Linked DNA regions of Homo sapiens: region 1 is linked to region 2. Evidence: chromatin contacts called from ENCODE Hi-C data. All regions are on one chromosome and are shown on one strand. The core of a region is the stretch at or near the end of the contact, and the rest is flanking DNA. Distances in the headings are between cores, read along the strand shown.

The links. Hi-C counts contacts between places; a loop is a spot of excess contacts on that map. Pooled maps may share reads with other maps.
Region 1: a loop to region 2 is called in a pooled map, with 4 times the contacts of the local background. The contact joins the promoter of LINC02917 here to the enhancer-like site in region 2. A Hi-C loop is called at or near these places in 5 of 50 pooled maps.

What each region holds. Positions count from the first base shown.
Region 1 is chr3:152,202,707-152,207,094 of GRCh38, reverse strand. It overlaps LINC02917 (long intergenic non-protein coding RNA 2917), which reads left to right and starts at 1,668. Exons shown (of 3, transcript NR_186000.1): 1 at 1,668-1,722. It overlaps LOC101928166 (a long non-coding RNA gene), which reads left to right and starts at 1,666. Exons shown (of 3, transcript NR_136178.1): 1 at 1,666-1,722. RefSeq lists a silencer at 3,821-4,115.
Region 2 is chr3:151,304,139-151,308,553 of GRCh38, reverse strand. The region is part of intron 16 of MED12L (mediator complex subunit 12L); the gene reads right to left. The region is part of intron 1 of GPR87 (G protein-coupled receptor 87); the gene reads left to right. Among named protein-coding and RNA genes, the nearest start is that of GPR87, 10 kb to the left of the region's middle. Within about 2 kb of position 3,038, at least 8 of the 41 ENCODE cell types and tissues checked have a DNase peak (open chromatin) inside an H3K27ac peak, as active enhancers do.

The sequences.
Region 1 (4,388 bases), core at 419-2,918, 900 kb before region 2:
TTAAGATGCGGAGAGTCATGATCTGATTTGTTGAAAATAGAACTGATTATAGATCATCTGAAACTAATTTGGCATTAGTCAATATTTTGTTGAAGGGAAAATTCATCCTCTTATCCATAGAGTCCTTAAACTGTAGACATCTGTGTCTACTCTGCCCTCCTCCAATCACTGTCTATATCTTTGGTACCAAATCCTATCCAGTTTACTCTACATCATCTCTTGCAATTTTATTTTCCATTCTTTCCCTTATCCATGTCCAGATTCACACATCTTCTATTTGCTCATGCCTGGACTTTTGAAGCACATCATGTATTAGGGGGCCAGACACCAGCTTCTCTCCTTTTACCAATATATTCCTCATAGTGTTGGAATTATGGAATCTCTGCAAAGAATAAAGAAACATGCCAAATACTTCCTCTAGTTTCACCTGATAAGAACCATGCAATGCCTACTATTTGGTGTAATTAATTTTTTATTGTTTTGCTTGTGCAAATAACCTTTAGAACTAGAGAACTCCTGAAGCACAAAGTACTCTGTAATAAATGATAATCACCAAATGTTAGGGTAGAGGCTATCTAAGTGAGCATCTCCCCTGAGCCCCTGGGCTCTGAAAAGTTATCAGACAGATAGCCAGGCCGACCCTTGCCTTCACGCAGGGCAGAAAGGCCGAAGCAGCCTGATGGCAAGTGCCCTTATGGCACTTACCATGTCCAAGATAGAAGTTGTAAAATGGTGGCCAATGGGCTGAATTGGCTTAAAGCTATATATTTTTAAATGGCATCATTTAAATAAATATTTATAATTTGAGAGAATTCACATAAAAATTCACATTTATGCCTTCTGTTGAAAATACAGAAGATCTGTCCAAGCAAGATCAGAAATCAGATGGGCCTATGTAGAGGAGGGGCACAATCTTGAAAAGGTGCCACCTTTTACTGTTTCCACATCATATTTGTGACTTCTATTCCTTAACACTCTGGGCCTGGGGGAAGAGGAGGGAGAGAAGATGGGGAGTACCGAGAGTGCCTGGGATTGAATTTCCTGTCATCCCAATGGGAAGATGTCTCAGAGTTAGAATTACACTTTTAAATCGTGATCGTAAAAGAAAATGAAATTTCTTGAACCCACGAGTGTATAGATTTGTATCAGCTAGGTGTAATGTCAATAATTTATTGGTTGAGTTTTAAAACAACCCCTCAGTTTCTTCCTATTTCTTATTTTCTCATCCTTTTAAGAATAGAGAGCATCAGATATATCCATAGACACAGTGAAGAATGAGCAGGTAATAGATAAGGAAATGGGTGGTCTTCAATATAGAAGTTCCAAGCAGCAAATTAAGTTGGGGAATGTTATGGGTAGAAAACCAAGGAAAGAAAAAAATAAGTTTATAGGCAAATTAGATTAACAGACTATTCCTGTTGTGACGAGAAGTTAATAAGAACTGAGAGCAAGAGCTTTTGCCTCTTCAGATATTTAAAGACAACCAGAAAACATCACAGCCTAGGGCTGGAGAGCATATAAAAGATAAGTTTAGAGAAGTCCTCAAACCGATAAAATAACAACTTACTTCCCCAAATATGCTAAGGGTGTTTGTCTGTGGTTAGTCAAACCATTAAAATGGGGAAGGAGGAGGGGTCAGAATTTTCTCTTCTAGGTTCAGAAGAGCCACATTTTGCCGTTCCGACTCTAAAGCAACTACATTTCTCTACAGAGCACAGAACTGTATGTAAATTCATCCATTGTAAATCTAATCTGCAAACATGTATTAGATCAGTATTTGGAGACAGAGAAGCCAACTGGTTCTTAACATTACATTGTATAGCTTCTATTAACATGTATCTCAGGGACTCATTTGGGTGATATTTGCATTGCCTAGGCTGTGGACAAACCACCAGGTAGCCTGAAAAGGACTTACTCTAGGGAAGAAACAGTGTGAAAAATAGTGTGGGGGTATACTTGTTGAAGTGTGAGTGAGGGAGGATAGTGGAGGAAAGGAGAAAGGAGGCATTGGTAGACTCATTTAAGACAAAAAATGGGCATTTCGGTTTCTTAAAAGCCACTTTTTTTTCAATTTAAAACTGTTTTGGGACTAAAGCCTCAGCCATATAAATTATTCTTACCAGGAAAAAAATTCTCTGAAGGAAAAAAAAAGCTAAACATGTATCTTGGCAAGGGGTTTCATATTTGAATTTAAATTTAAAGATAAATTTGTTTTTAAGAAAGCATAAAAAAGCAATTTCAGAAAAAAATCAGAAAAGCTTAGTTTTCTTTTTATTAAAAAAGAAACACAGAGAAATAAATTGATTTAGTTTCTTGTTATGTTCCCTTGGATATGACATAAATTGAAAATTGTAATTAGAAAAGAAATGAAAAATAATTCAATAAAGCTTTCACAATTATTCCTGAAAGAGCCATAAATGCAGTATATAATGACATAATACAGTAGTCAAGATAGTCATTGTTTAAGGTGAACTGAAATGTGCATTATTACATCAACAAAAAGATCCCACAGCTGACACTAATCTTTAGCGTTCTGCCAAAGTGGCATTTTATCCAAACTTTCTGTATTGACCTCACAATTCCACATACATACCTGTAATTCAAAACTTACTCATTTTTTCAAAACATGTGTAATCTGTATATGCAGATATGTGTACTTCAAAGGGTTAAGCTACCCAAGCCATAGTCAATGAATCACTTTTAAAAAGAGCAATAACTCACTGTAAGAATCACGTAATTTCTTACTGTAGGTGTGCTTTAACTAACTTTCACACACTCATGTTTGCTTTAAAGAATTCAGAATTTATGAAATAAATGACACAGTTTTTAAAAATCTTTTGAAGCCAGCAACTGGAAAAATAAGTGAATTATTTCAAAGATATTATTACTATACTTGAAAATATCATTTCAAAAATCCTAGTTCTTATTAGGGAGTAAAAAATGGACTACTGCATTTCAACCTAAAGCTACGTTTTAAAATGCTCCATATCTTTGTATGCAATATATTTTCTAAATGTAAGTAATTAGCTGTCTGTTCTTGAAATAATTTTTGGTTAAACAAAAGTTTCAACTCCTATAAGGCATAGTTAATAGCATGGTAATTACAACATTTTTATAATAACTTACAATCTTCTGAGATGTTTCACAATTCCTTCAGTTAGGGCTGGCAAATATGATTTCTGTTACTATTCTATTTTAGCTTTTCAGTAAGTGCCAGCAAGAGAAATTATATTCCTTTCCTTTTATGGCTTTCTGTGAGGCCCTGACTTGTAGAGAAGGCATTTGTGAGGTTGCTAACATTAAAGTTAATGTTAAACAGCTTATATTTTAACTAGAGATACTTCGCAGTTGGGATATATGCACATTTTGATTCTTTGCCACAGATGTAGTTGAAAATAGTAAATACTTTCTTCTCATTTATTTATTTTTACTCCTGAAATCAGGTGGCCTCTTAAAAATCTTCAGAAAAGTCAGCTCGTTTGAAAAGGAGACCAGGAAATATTGATTGATATAAAAATGAAAGTTCAAGCAGTCGACACTTTTTGTTTTAAATAATGTAGAAGCTAAAAAATAAAATAAATTCACTTTGCCAAAATGCAAGGCATTTTAGGCTCTTATGAAGAAAAAAGTGAATACTAACATGATACTCAGCAAACTGGTTAAAAAAAAGTGGGAAGGGAAGGTTTTTGTTAGAGGACATGTTAGTTTGCTATTAAAAAATATTACTATTCCAAGAAGTCTGGCTAATGCCAGAGACTCTTCATCAGCAAAATAAGAGAAGCATGCTGAGCCTCAAACATATTTCTACACATTTCTTGAAAAAGTCTGAGCAATCTTTAAAACAGGAGTGAAGAGGAGAAAGCCATACCAGTCCTAGTGGTGTCTGAAGTGTCCTCTGGTGATCTCTACCACACTTTGACCACACCTCCATCCCCAGCTGTGTACACATAACAAAGGTTATCAATAAATAATGTATTCATCTACTGGATTGCAGTGAAAGCCCCGATTACTTTTCTCCTATGTTTGGACTAAAGGTATTGGCTTTCTTCAGATATAACCAAGGAATATGAAATGCATTTAGGGAAAAGATCAAAAAGTACATGGAGGCCTGGCTAGTAAGAAGGAATATTATAATTTGCCTTCATATGATAACACTGTAACTGCTTAAGTACTCCTCAAAAATAACTTTTCATGGTATGTCTTTACTGATCCACTAAGAACTCTTACAGTATTAAATATTTTACACTATCAAAATTCTGGAGAATGCATCCTTTCCTATGTAACCCTCTATTTGATAAGATAAAAGAATTTTGCCATTCATTGTGCCTTACACAAATGGTTTATCTTATCAAAACAAATAGTGCTCTAAAAACAGGATTTTTTTTTAA
Region 2 (4,415 bases), core at 1,789-4,288:
GTCTTGAATTCTAAGAATATCTTTAAGGGCCAGAAGTCACTTGAAATGTATTTAGTTTAGAACATATTCATTTAAAACCACTATGTTGGCTACTGGGACTGTGGCCCCTAAACTGACTAGCCTCTTACATAAATGATCCAGAAGTTACCTATATGGAATTTATACTTTGCTTAAACAGAAAATAAAAATACATGTTTCACCTCAGTAAGTTGTAAAATTTGAGTAAAATTCTTATTACTCACAACTACATAGTAATGTGATACAGATCTCCTGATCTGACTCACAATAGCCATAGTAATGTGAGTAGTAGGAATTTTACTCAAATTTTACAACTTACTGAGTTAAAAAGTGTATTTTTATTTTCTGTTTAAGAAAAGCATATTTCTTAAATATGCTTTTTAAGAAATATGTTTAAGCAAAGTATACTTGCCATGAATTACACCTTTACATTACTATAGCACTTACAATATAAAATTGACTTAACATATGTTTTCTTACCACATTCACACAGCACCCTTGGGAAGTACGTCAGGTATTTATTATTCTCCCTGTTTCATAGATGAGGAGGCTCAAGCTCTGTGAGGTACAATGCTTAACAGGGTCACAGACTGAGCCAAAAACTTAACAGCTGCCTACTGAATCCAGGTCTAGGATACTTTGCACTGGTCAGGGAATCTCAGTCTAGAACACTTTCTACCAGGGAAGCTACTTCTGACACTCCACTAGGCCAGCAAAGCAACACCACAGAGGCAGCCTGTTCTGGGGTCTTAAAAGCTAGAGCTCATTTCCTGGTTTTGCCTCTCACCATCTGTGTGGTATTGGGCAGGTTGTTGAATCCTGCTCAGTTCCCTCACTTGTCAAAAAGAATAGTCAGGTTTGAGGTTAAGGTTATAAAGAACCATTAGACACAAATCTTGTCTTCAGGGAGTTTACAATCCACTTTACATCAACCCCCCATCTGCTCTAAACACACACACACACACACACACACACACACACACACACACACACACACACACAGAGCAAGTTACCTGAGGTCACCTAAAAAAAATTTAACTCTAAATTGTTAACCAAAATAGGTCTATTTGTAAGCTACATGTACCAGCAAAACTATGAGAACAGAACATCAGTGTAGCACCTGAAAAACCTGAATGAAGGGCTGCTGTGCTTTGCATTCCAACACATTTAGGAGACTAACTCCATGCATGCATTAATGAAATGTGCTATGAATACAGTGACCTAATTCCATTACAATAAGAGGTAACTCATAACCAGTGAGGTAATCTGCCTCTTTCCCCAGGCCTTCAGCAGAGCTATAATCTTAGCATTGTTGAAAAACACACATAAATTTACAAATACACATACACATAAAGTCAGGCTTAAACTGAGAAAGATTCTTAGATTATAGGTGATTCCAAAATAGAAGAGATCCTGTATCTTTCAAATAAACTTTCTATCAGATGGCTTTTGTGAAGACTATCTCTTTACCACAAAAATGCAGGAACTACATCAATATCTCTATATAATCAATCAGTTCAGTATAGCTTTTCAGAACTAAAGTGGCAAAATAAACCTTCAGATCTCAAATTCTTACAATTTCAGATGTGAGCTTTTAGAGGGAAAACTGGAGAGTGGAGGACAGATAGCAAAGATATTGATATTATAACTCTGTCATTTGAGAACCACCACTACCAAACACTAAGTCAAAAATTAATCATGAGCAACTGCATTTAGGGAGCCAGCATTTAACTGGCACTGATATTTCAAGATCCTGACCAGAGGGCAATAACAAGAGAGATGAAGCCCAGGGAGAGTTAAAGCATTGCCATGGCAGGGCAGGGCACACCGGCCTGCTCTTCCTGCTGACAGAGTTTCCCCCGGCGTGGTACAAATGACTCCCCACCCATGCCAAGATCCAATCCAGTGAACTGCAACAGCAGGCTGGCTCTGTGTGGACCACAAGGCTGGGTGTCCAAAGTAGCTGTTCAGTAGTCCTGGATGTTGTCCTCCCATAGCCCTTCTGGGGAGAGAGCAAATGTTTGGGCATCCAACACAACTGGGGTCAAGTCCCTATTCCACTACTCAGAAGCTTTTCGTAACACCAGAAACCTCAGTTTTTCCCCACCGAAAGCAGTTTTATAACACAATCAGTAGGGTTTTCACTTAAAGGCCCCAGTAGAGGGGCAGGCACAGAGAAAAGCTCCACTGTGACTATTAACACATTCTCAGGTGTGAACTAATCAACATGACCTCCTGTCACTACTTTTTTCTGGGTTGCTAAGAGGTATAAGAAAAACCATTTGAAAAGAAATGGTTAAGTGATGGTCAGTAATACAAGAAAAATCAGGCGTTTGCAGGGAGGAGAGACACAGAAGAAGGGAAAGATACATTTATAATCAAAGTAGAACAATTGGGGATCTATAGAGGTTAAGTATAGCCACATAAGATTAAATGATAAGCGGAATAATCATTGCCAAATCAACTGACTGTAGGACCCGGCAGGTAATGCTCCTGAAAGAGGTGGCCCAGGGATGTCAACGCGTATGCTGTGAGCCAGAGAACTGGAGAGAGCTCACTTCCCCATCAGGAAGAGGCAACTAATAGTGCTGGATTGTTCATGCTGGATGCTAGCAAATCTTCTCATCTTTCAAAATGGGTTCCAAATCTGGATTCTTATGTGAAATTTCCTGATGTTTTCAACATTGTTCAGGCCAAATAAAACTAGACCTCTAGTTTGGAAGATTAGCAGTTCCTTCACAAGCTTGATGGAGAAAACAGACTCCTACCTCTGCCCAATACTGCCCCCCTCCCACTTCCTGTCCTCTAAAATAACCCCCCAGAATCATTCTTCACTTTTACTCCACAACAGTATAATAGAACTGCAATTTCAGTTTCTATTGTATTTGATATGAATCCCAGCTCTACCCATTACTCACAGTGTGAGTCAGGGCAACTTAATTAAACTGTCTGAATCTCGTATCTTCCTACCTGGCGGGGGTGGAAATATATCTAGGTCCTAGGGTAGCTCTGAAGATTGCTTAAGGTATCAACCACCAAGTTCGGGGTCCAAAAGCAAGGAGAAACTGAGAATGTGTTAATCCTTTTCCACCAACCTCATTTTACAACCAACAACAAAGAAACATGGTTAGTAAAATAGCCAAAGGAAAATACCAATGGGTGGCTGGAAAAAAAACAGGTCTCTAAGCAGCGATACCATCTAACCTCAGGAATGACTGTGAAACCTAGGCCTACCACAAACATCACATTCTTGTGTGGTTTCATCAGCTCTCAGCTGAAGGAACAGTAGGTGGCAGGGCAGGATTCCCGCCCGGGATCCAGGTCCTGGAACCAAGCCCTTTACTACCACTGAAGCAATCTTCCTTGCAACACCCTGCAAGTGCTGGGACATGCAGACAATGCAGAGCCACTGTAGTAAAAGCACACAGGGAGCGCTGAAGCTGAGGCACTGATCATTCAGAAAGACAGCAGGCAGGTAAGGCTCTGAGACAATTTAAAGGAAGGGCAAGCTATTGGAGCAAAAGTATCAGTCAAATGACTCCTGAGAGGGCAGCTGAGGCCACCAGCCACACAGCCATCTCAGCATAAACAAGGTGCAAGGATCCACCCCCCTCAACCCCCTTGTCCAGCCTATGAAGTGCTAAATAAATTCAACTGTGTACCTATGATATACAGCAGGAACTAAAACGACTTCAGCTCCACCCTGCGCAAGTACACAGGCTGCTTTGTAAACGTTCATCATTTTAACCTCGCAGTCAACCTATAATGGATGAGTCTTCATACCCATTTTATACAGGCAGAAATGGAGGGTTAGAAGCTAAAACCAACAGAGCTGGGGCTGTAATTCAGAGAATGAGAGAATCAAATCCTTGCTCTATACACTCCACCACGGTGCCACCATACTTGGCTAGAGGTCAAGGCAGGATTTTTTTTTTTTTTAATCCAAGCTGGAAAAAAAATTTTTTTTTGAGACAGTCTCACTCTGTCGCCCAGGCTGGAGTGCAATGGCATGACCTCGGCTCACTGCAAGGTCTCCCGGGTTCAAGCGATTCTCCTGCCTCAGCCTCCCGAATAGCTGGGACCACAGGTGCACGCTGCCATGCCCAGCTAATTTTTGTATTTTTAGTAGAGACAGGGTTTCACCATGTTGGCCACGCTGGTCTCGAACTCCTGACCTCAGGTGATCCACCAGCCTCGGCCACCCAGTGCTGGGATTACAGGCATGAGCCACCGTGCCTGGCCAGAACATTTTTAAATGCCAGACATTGAATGATATGCTTAAGAAAACCCTCCATTAATCCTTTATCTATCTCCACCTCCCACCTTCTCTGTCTCCTTTCTGTCACAGGCATGTTCTTTTTTTGAAAGAGTTTTCTGAGATTGCTGCCTCCACTTCC